2 separate regions of the Mus musculus genome follow, and region 1 is linked to region 2. Evidence: chromatin contacts called from ENCODE Hi-C data. All regions are on one chromosome and are shown on one strand. The core of a region is the stretch at or near the end of the contact, and the rest is flanking DNA. Distances in the headings are between cores, read along the strand shown.

Region 1 (5,341 bases), core at 2,412-4,911, 230 kb before region 2:
GTTTGATCCATAGCACTGATGGTGGTAGTAAACACCTGTAATCCCAGGATCGGGAGGCAGGAGGATAAGAATTTCAAGGATACCCTCAGAATTGTGTTTGAGGACAACCTAGGGTACATGAGAACCTGTCTCAATCAAAGAAAAAAACAAACAAGAGTAATCTTCCTTTTGTTTTTGTAAGTATTGAGCTACATATGCCAAAACTTATTCCAAACAAAATAAGTACTCCCCTGCCCCAACCCCCAAAGACAGTGTTTCTCTGTGTAGCCCTGGCTGTTCTGAACTCTGCTCAGGCTGACCAGGCTGGGTTCAACTCAGAGATCCTCCTGTATCTGCCTCCCAGGTGCTGGGATTAAAAGTGTGCATTACCACCACTTGGCTAAAAATAAGAATTTTAAAAGGTAGTCTGAGATTGAGAAAATCTGCTGGCAAATATATCTACCAATGCTAACAACAAAAATGTAACGTACAAAGCGCATGATTTCTTTTCTGTGAACAAAGCAGTTGCCAAGTATAAAGAAATAGTGAGAGGGTTAAGGATACAGCTCAGTTGATAGATGCTAGCCTAGCATACATGATTCTTGTTAAGTATAGTTTGTTTTGTTTTGTTTTGTTTTTCGAGACAGGGTTTTTCTGTGTAGCCCTGGCTGTCCTGGAACTCACTCTGTAGACCTGGCTGGCCTTGAACTCAGAAATCCACCTGCCTCTGCCTCCCAAGTGCTGGGATTAAAGGCGTGCGCCACCACTGCCCGGCATGATTCTTGAATTAGATCCCCAGTACTGAACAAAAATTTAGGAGTAACAGCATATACATGTAACCCAATGATCAGATGGAGGCAAGGAAGAGCAGTTCAAGGTCGCCATCCTCAACTATGTAAGGGAGTTTGAGGCCAGTTTGTACTACATGAAAAACAAAAATTTTTTTAAACTGTAAATTATCAGAAATGTATTCTTCAAGATTCAAGTTGTAACCTTGTTGCTTAAATTTGTTTGTTTTTGGGGCATGATGGATCTCAGCATAAGAGAGGCAGAGACAGAGGCACTCAGATCTGTCAGTTTGAGGCCATCCTGGAGTATGTGGACAGTTCTAGGCCAGCCAGAGTTACATAAGATTCTGCCTCAAAAGAAGCAAAACTAAAAAGCATTGCATTTAAGTAATTTGAGAATATAAGTTCACACCATTCACAAACTAAACATATGTTCTCACTAGTCCTAACCCCTGAAGCCTCATTTAGTATTTCCAATCAATAAACATTTCTATTGTTTTGCTGTCATTATTTCAATGTAAAATTCTGAATTGTCATTGAAAAGCTAACCTGGTTGGCTTTCTAAGTTGCAGTGTTCTATTTAGCAGCACTGTCATAAGAAAGAAAAATATAAATGAAGCTTACTCAATACAGCAGCTAGTGTTCTGTCTTGTAAATTCATTCAAGACCCATTATTAATCTGTTCAAAAATATTTATTGAAAAACCAACTCCATGACAAGTACTGTATATATTATAGAAATGAACATGGAGTTTCCAGATGGCAGAACAAATGTTAATATTGCTCTGTGTTCCAATCTACTTTAGCTCTTAAGAGCTGAAAACAATCCACTGTAACTCCCTAGCCACATATGGGGTTTGTTTGCATCATCTAAAAGTCTCTTGAGTTTATGACATCTTTCTAAGCTCCTAGAATAGTTCTTTGTAAACACATTCCCTGTAGACACAGTAGGCATACATATTAACTCAATTATCAGTACTCCTAAGACTATATCGTATCCTTAACATCCTAACTATAGGACCTACATGAATATGCATACTTAGGAGATGAGCTTCTACACAGCATTATTAAGATTTGTAAAACCAAAAAAATTTAAATTAAAACAAGAAAGACTTGTAAAATTACAAAAGTATTTTCTTGGGAGAGGTTGGCTGGCAGCCCAGGGAATCTTTGCAAAACAGAATGTACCTTGGTGACTTCATCAACATTTAAGAGATAGCCCCTCAACTTTAAAACTACTTTATTTACACAGAATAGACTAGTCTTCCCACTAGTAGATACACAATTTCAATGTACTCTCAAAAATGATGAATTACCAAGAAGCCTTGTTATAACATTCCTGTTTAAAAAACACTGTCCAGAGAACTAGGTATTTAGATTTTTTTTTTCAGCAGGCATATACTGTGTAGGCTCTTCTACATCAAACTACAACCAGAATGACACTAAGAGATTTTAATTACCAATGGAAAACTGTTGCACTATTTTTGTTGTTGTTGTTTTGGTTTGGTTTTTTTTTTTCGAGACAGGGTTTCTCTGTGTAGCCCTGGCTCTCCTGGAACTCACTCTGTAGACCAGGTGGCCTTGAATTCAGAAATCCGCCTGCCTCTGCCTCCCAAGTGCTGGGATTACAGGAATTAAAGATGTGGGTCACCATTCCAGGCTCAGTATTTAGTTTTCCATTCATGTACAATTAAGCCAGAATAACAGCCAGAGGCGACAAAGTTAGAGAAGCTAGCAGTTTTCAGGAGCTTTTGTTGTAGATTTTGATTACTGGGCTGTTTTTTTTTTTTGTTTTTAACGCCAATCTGGTCTCCACAGTGTGCAGGTCAGCCAGAGCTACACAGTGAGACCATCTCAAAACAAAACAAAAATCCCTCTTGTGTACATTCACTGTTCTGTGGTACTGTGCTGTAAGAGCTTCACTCCACCTATAAGAGCCTCTTAGGGAAGATCGTAAAGCAGACTTAAACAAATGCAAAGAAACGGAGAGGCCAGGATCTGGCCTCTTCTAGACGTTACTCTCCAACCATTGGTGCTGGAGTCGCCAAGAGCGGAGGGAGGAGTGAAGGCCTACAGAAAGCAAGGCAAGCTCACGCCCTGGTCACTCATACACCAACCTACAAACACTCAACACTTTGTTGTGGTCTTTTGTGTTTTGTTTTCTGAGATGGGCTATCAAACTGGAGCTCAGGCTGGCCCGGAGCTCGCTGCAATCCTCCTGTCTCAGCCTCAGAGGTGGAATCACAGGAGAAATCCGTTTGGCAGGTTGAAATTGAAACGCGAGGGAGGGATACACACAAAAGTGCTTAGGCGTGTGCTGCCCCACAAAGGAAGTTCTAGAAGCATCCCTGGAACTTGAGTACTCGCTTCCTGGCTACCTGGCCGCAGACCTTGAGTCTCCTCAGGAGAGGCCGTCGTCGGGTCCCCTCCTTATTAGCGGCCACTCGTTCCCTTCCTCAAGTTCGCACCTCACCAGAGGCCCCGGGTCCCATGGCTCTCAGGAGAGACTGGCAGGTCCCACATCCTCTCAGGAGAGACCCCCGGGTCCCACCTCCCTTAGGAGAGACTGGCGGCTCCGACCTCCCCTCAGGACAGGCCCCCGGGTCCCGCCTCCCCTCAGGACAAGCCGCCCGGCCCGGTCTCCCCTCAGGACAGGCCCGTCTCCTCAGACCCCGCCCTGTGGACTACGTGAGACCCAGGCCTCACGGGGTGCGCCGCCCGCGGCGACCTCAATCTGCGCGCTCCCCGGGGCCTTGCCTCGCCCCTTCCTCCTCTCTCCGCGTCAGGAAAGCAAGGCTGGCGAGCAGAGGAAAGCCCTCACCGAGTTCACAGCGTCCTGCAGCTGAGTGAGTCTATCCGCCATGTTCACCACGCACGCAAGGGTGCGCAAAAGCTGCTAGAGCGCGAGCGATTGGCCAATTTATGACGCCTCCGGACCAATCACAGGCCTTCCTCCTTGAGGGGCGTGGTTAAGGAAGCATGCTGCCGGGGAGGGGCGGGGCCAGCCTGCGGGCCTGCTGACGTCAGGCGGGTGGGATCCAGGGCTGGTGTGGGGGAGGAGGGACGCGTGCAGGCTGAGCTGCTACGGGTTCGCGTTTACGCTGGACCGAGCCTGTGAAGGGAAGGTGCTTCCTCCATTCTGTCTGTTAGCTCTGACGAGGCTATGCCTCACGGTGTAGTCCTGGCTGGCCTGGAATGTGTTTTGTTTGTGAGGGGTTTTGTTTTTGTTCGTTCGTTTCTTTGTTTTGTTTATCTGGAACACTTGTTTTCCTTTGCTTTTACTTTGCAGGTATACCACAAAGCATACTCGCAGCCCGCCATTCACAACATTTAAATTCGAGAAATTAACATTCTCCAGGAAATCAAAATGGCTAGAAAAGGGTGGCTAATTAGTTTGGGGCAGGAGGTGCTTACCCAACTGGAGACTAGATTAGTGCTTTAATTCTGAGTGGGAGTGCCTGGGGGAAATGGAAAGCATTAAACAGCTCTGTGATGAGGAACGGGTGATAAGTAAAGTGAAAAGGAGGAAGAAGAGCATTTGAAGGTAGGAGGTGCAAACTCTGTAGACCAGGCTGGCCTCGAACGCAGAAATCTGCCTGCCTCTGCCTTCCAAGTGCTGGGATTAAAGGTGTGCGCCACCACGCCCGGTCTAGGCAGGTTCGATCTTAAGAAAGATCAGCTTCAGAATGTAAATTTAGAACTGGGGCTTCCTGACAGTTTTCCGTGTGAAGGGTGATAGCAGAAAGGTCATTTCTGTTAGCCTGGGGATATTCTGATGGGAAGTGAGTCCTGAATCTGCAAATACCTGGTTTGTGGAACTCAGACAAACTGTTTATCATAGTTTCCAAGATGATCATTTCTGGAGTTGGAGGTGGGTGGGTATGTGAGCCTGTTTTTTGTTGCTACAACTGAATAGCACAGACAAGCAATTACAAAGAACGTTTACTCCCTACAGTGTTCTGGAGGCTGGGAAGTCCACTATCAAGGTGGACTGTCATCGTGAGAGAGCCTTCTTGGTGAATCCTAACAGAGGAGGACATAACAGATGAGGAGGTTGGGAGGTATCCACCAGAGAAGACTCCTCAGATGTGGTTTAAGCCAACAGATAGTCATGATTAGCCAGCCATCGACTATACTGGGTATTCAGGATCCCAGCCTTCCTCAGGGTGAACTTTCTAGCACAAAATTCGTATCTTGAGTTGACATGACTCAGTTAACAAAAATAGTTGGGTAGAAGTGTAACTACAGAAACCAAAAAGCAAGGTTAGTACATTTACAGACTTTCCCAGAACTATGGACTTTGATATGGACTTTTATTTTCGTTTTGGCAGGTGGTGCTGCCTACATCCTCAGTTTTATGATACTTCATCGTAGAGTAAGTTGTGCTAAAATCCGGGCCTGTTACAAGGCAGGGCAAGAGAGCACACGTCAATCACATTATAGCCCATCAACATGAATGGGCCCTTAAGGGGACCTGAAGATCCCAGTCACTTTCCAAAGGTCTCAAATCCTAGTAACACATGACTTTGGGATTTAAAATTCTAGTAGATGGAATGGCATTTTGAAATCGAGGAA
Region 2 (5,003 bases), core at 2,158-4,657:
AGAGTTGTACAAAGAAAAGACTATGACTCCCCCCCCCCCCCCCCCGCTTTGACGCTATGCATTTAACCTCTCTTGGAATCTGAGTTTCCTTGTGTGTGGTCAAGGCGAACATATATGTCATATGGGGTTGTGCTAGGAGTAAAGAAGACAGGAGTGTGCAGCACAGCTCTTGTGTGCACAAGAGTCTAGGAAACTCGTACTTTCCCTCTTGGAGAGAGGAAGGAGAGGGTGGAGAACAGCGCCCTGTTCCCACTAGCATCAGGGCCCTTGTAGCCAACTATTGGCTCTGTCACAGTGTTTATGTGTTTGTCCCTCTGTCTGTGCATTGTGTGTATGTCTGTCAGTGATTGTCTTGTTCTTTATAATGTACCCTGCCCAGCTCTCCCCTGGGGGGGAAGAATGTCTCACACTGTAACCAATATTTGGTGTTTCTTTGTTAAGTATCAGTGTGTATGTGTGTGTGTGTGTGTGTTTCTCTGTGTGTGTGTGTGTTATTGAGGCTTGAAGCCAGAGCCCTGGCTGTGTGAGGCGGGCACTCTGCTAATGAACTATACCTCCATGTCTAGTTTCCGCTAAATGACAGACTGGCTTTGACTCACTAGGTAGCCCAGGCTAGGCTTGAACTCGTGACCATCCTATCTCCACCTTGCAGGTAGCTGGGATTGTAGGTATGCACCAGCAGGGTCTGCTTGTTCTTGGGATATCCAGGAGGGAGAAAGTGGAACAGGGCAGCTTAGTTAGTACACCTGCCTGTTTGGGAAGGAAAATCTGCAAGGCTTTGACATAGGAAGTGCTGTCTCCAGGAGACACCAAACATGTCAGATACTGTGCATAGCCACACATGGACACAGGCCGATAGCACTCTGTGGTTTGAGCCAACTGCTATACAGGGAATACCCTGAGCCAGCTCGGTAAAGTGGTGAGTCCAGGTCTAGGAGAAGCTGGGAGACTGACACTGTCAGCCTTGCCTCTATCACAGTGTGTAGTTGTTTATGTGTCTGTCCCTCTGTCTGTGCGTTGTGTGTACGTCTGTCAGTGACTGTCTTGTTCTTCATAAGGGAGGGCCCCTACCCAGCTCCACAGTGTGGAGAGTGTCTCACTGAATCTGTGTTTACTAGATGCGGTGGCTGAGTGGAGAGGAGCTACGGCAGCTGCAAACCCAGGAGTTTCTGTTCACAGAAAAGGGGATCTAGTGTCAGAGAGTCTGTGTTTTCCTTAAAGTTAAAATAAACAACCCTTAAACAAAACCCAATTATAACAACCAGAGCTGGCCTTGAACTGCTGTACTGATGCAGTCTGCCAGAGGTTCTGACAGTATCTGCAGATGTTTGATTGACACAGTTGTGAGAGGGACTGGACATCAAGAATGGCTAGCACAGAGGGCTACCTTCTCCTCCCTGACAGAATTATCTAGTCCAAAACACAGAGGCCAAGAAGCCTTGATCCTCACTAATCTGAAATTTCGAGGTCACTTACTGAATGCCTACTATGTGGAAGCGCTGACCTGGTTTGGTGCTGGGGGCACAGGTGTTAAGGTGTGGTTACTGTCCTCAGGTTCCTGCGGTCCCCATGGGAACCATGTAACACACCACTGAGCTGCGGGCTCTTACCGTTTGATGGCTTCCATCATGCATCAGTGCACATGCTAAAACCAGTAAATTTAAAGAAGGCAACTTTAAACTAAGAACAGAAAAGAGAAAGAAACCCTACAGTGTTATGATCACAGTTCCCAGGCACAACCCGTTAAACCAGCATTCAGCTATGAAGTTAAGTCATTCAGAAGAACACGATGAGCTTATGATTGTTGTAGAAACAGAGTCCAAGGCAAGCAGAGCACTTCCTGTGGGGCTTCAGCAAGCGATTGTGCACCGAGCATGCGCAGTGGGGCTTCTGCAAGCGCTTGTACACCGAGCATGCGCAGTGGGGCTTCAGCAAGCGATTGTACACCGAGCATGCACAGTTGTAAGCCACTGAAGACCAGGCTCTACATTATGGTGAATGTAGAAAGCATCAACGCTTAGGACAGCACTGGAGGATACACGTGGGTTTTATTCTGCAAGACCATGAGTAGCCGAGGTTAAAAGATGCCCTTCCTCAGCATGAGGAGACTCGCCACACAGTGTTAGAAGATGCAGATTAACTTTCCAGAAACATAGAGGGCCAGAAAACCAGGGTTGAAATGTAGAAATAAGCATTTAATTACAGGACGGGTAATTCAGACATTTGGACTTTATGTGATTGCAGACTTGTCACCTGTCTCTCTGTAATGTCACTTCCTTGGGACACATGAGTTAGTCAGTCAAGGTGAAGGTGGCAGATGCGGACTGTACAACTGTGCAGACGCTGTGACTTAGAGACCTTAAGTTCGGGACCGTGCCTGTGGGAGAGAAAACAACGTCATCTGAGGAACGGCTAACACAGCCTTGGAACCAATCCTGCCCCGTGGGAAGGGCAACACTCGGGCATCTCTGCTCCCCATTCACTGCTTCAGACATTTCCACACTGTGGAGCTCAGTCACTAAAGCAACAACTTGGTATTTCTTTCCAAAGCAAGACAAAGCAAAGAATGTAAAATAATTTTGTTAAAGATTTCACATGGCCTTTGGCTTGGCAAGCCAGGGTCTCATTTTGTTTGGACTCGAACTTGCTATTTTTCAGAGACTGGCTTTGAACTCCTGATACTCCTGCCTCACCTTCCAAGTGCGTGCCGCCACACCTGGCTGTCATATTTCCTTCTAGAGTAGCTTACTTGGGAGTTGGGGAGAGCTCAGTGAATAAGCTGCTTGCCTTGAAAGCACGGGGTTCTTGCCATTCGGGACTTACCTGAGAAGGGCCAGGCGTGGGGGCCTGTGCTTGTAATCCTACCATTGGGTAAATGGAGACAGGCTCTGTGGCCAGCCAGCCTAGCCCATCAGGAGGGCTCTAAGCCAGTGAAATACAGTGTCAATTAAAAAAAGAAGTGAGTGATGTACACCACACACACACACACACACACACACACACACACACCCCAGTGAAGAAAATGGGCTCGCTTATTTGTTTGTAACTAGGTCAAGCGTCCACTAGATGGCACTAAACCCCTACTTCCTAACTCCAATACTCCTAGGAACAGTTAATAAAAAAAACCACTAAAGTGCTGGAAGAGGACAGTCTTGGCGTCCCATGCTCTGAGAGTGAGGAGGCAGGAGGCCAGGATTGTCTGCAGCAGCAGCAGCTGTAAAGTTGAGTCTGAGGCCCACATAGAAGACACTTTCTAGAAAAAAAATAAATAAAAAGAAAAGAAACAAACACCAACTAAAACAAAACCCCAAAAGCAAAACAACAGCAGCTAGCTAGGGAAATGGCTCAGCTGGGAGATTGCTTAAGCAGATGACGGCTATCCCTGGGACCTGCAGTGTGGTTGGCGCTCCTCGCTCAGGTTGCCAAAGGGTCTGGTGCCCTCTTCTGGTCTCTACAAGTACTGCACCTGCATTCAGGAACCCACTTGTGCCCCCACCTTCACCCCCACCCCCAAAGGACTAGAAAGCAAGACTATGAGCGTGAATCATGGGCTTCTGTGATTTCAGTCTGTTTCCTTCTGTTGTGTGAGTGTAAGACTGCTGGCATCCTGCATCTGACTCGGTACAGTTAGCGAGACTCTTGTGGCGACCTGACTTTCTCTTCTGCACACTGCACTTTAATTGTGTGTTTTGATGAAGGCTACCTGTCGATATTGCCAGTAACCACTACATTCTCTCATCCACTCTCTCCACCTTGTGGACCCTGAATTTGATCTTGGCTATCTCACGGTCTTATAAATGCATGAAATATTCTTAGAACTCGGGTCATTTCCCCACAGTGACACCTCTCCTCCCCGGTTATAGGCATCACAACTTGGGAATCAAGATAAGCATATCTTTCCATGGCAGTTTCTACACTTAGATGCTGATGACTGTAAACATATAAGACTGATGTAAACATCATTCATTTAACAGCCTCTTTCGTGCGGCATGATCTTCCCTTTAGCTTAAAAGCCTCTGAGGTCCCGGGAAATCTTTCCTTCAGCATAAGAGCCTATCTGTGGAGTCGTTCTGTTTTGGCTCACACCTTTCTGTTTGCTGGAGGCAGGAGAGGAGATGTTGCAGTCTCTTGGGGTGTGGCTTGCATTCCTCAGACCTGTCACACATGGCTCTGTGTGACATTCCCGTCAGTAGCCCACATCTCATCTGTGAAGAATTAAGGATTAAGAACATTTCTCAGAAGGGGAATTGTGAAGTTAAATGAATGAACTCTCAAAAGCATTTTTAAAGAAACATCACACAAGAGGTTCTGCAAACTCAAATTAGTCCTACTTCTCTTACTTGTGGTGATCTCTCTCCCTTATCTCCTGATTAAAATTCAACCTGCCCTTTAATGGTTTCCTTGAACACCAGGAATAATTATTTTTTTTAATTTTATGCATATGAGTATACTGTACTGTATGTATGTCACTGTTTTCAGACACACCAGAAGAGGTCATCAGATCCCATTACAGATGGTTTGAGCCCCCATGTGGTTGCTGGGAACTGAACTCAGGACCTCTGGAAGAGCAGTCAATGTTCTTAACCACTAAGCCATCTCTCCAGCCTTCAGGAATAATTCTTATATAAATTAGCTCATCACAGATCACTCCATCCCTCCTGTGACCTATGTTATTTACAAATTATTCATTTCTTTCTCCTAGCTCTGGTCAAATTCTGCTTTGTAGTATAGCTGACCTTATTTATGTCTTATTTTCCTTCTGAGGTCACAGGGTTGGTGGCCAGGGATAGGAGTCTTGCCTAAAATAGCACAGGCCACAAAGTTTTCTCCTTAAAGATGCTCTGTTAGTGTTTATTACAAAAGTTCTCTCTCTCTCTCCACCATGCCTGACTTACAATTCAGTTTTTTTCTTTTTTTTTCTTTTTTTTCTTGTATTTTCTTCAATTACATTTCCAATGCTATCCCAAAAGCCCCCCCCCCCCCCACTCCTCTACCCACCCATT

What was found. Hi-C counts contacts between places; a loop is a spot of excess contacts on that map.
Region 1: a loop to region 2 is called in a map of v-Abl transformed pro-B cells, with 4 times the contacts of the local background. The contact joins the promoter of Med21 here to the enhancer-like site in region 2. A Hi-C loop is called at or near these places in 3 of 37 maps with a recorded cell type or tissue (CH12.LX and v-Abl transformed pro-B cells).

What each region holds. Positions count from the first base shown.
Region 1 is chr6:146,640,899-146,646,239 of GRCm38, reverse strand. It overlaps Med21 (mediator complex subunit 21), which reads right to left and starts at 3,661. Exons shown (of 4, transcript NM_025315.3): 1 at 3,588-3,661. The coding sequence starts at 3,629.
Region 2 is chr6:146,408,460-146,413,462 of GRCm38, reverse strand. The region is part of intron 9 of Itpr2 (inositol 1,4,5-triphosphate receptor 2); the gene reads left to right. Among named protein-coding and RNA genes, the nearest start is that of Itpr2, 91 kb to the left of the region's middle. Within about 2 kb of position 3,407, at least 1 of the 3 ENCODE cell types and tissues checked has a DNase peak (open chromatin) inside an H3K27ac peak, as active enhancers do.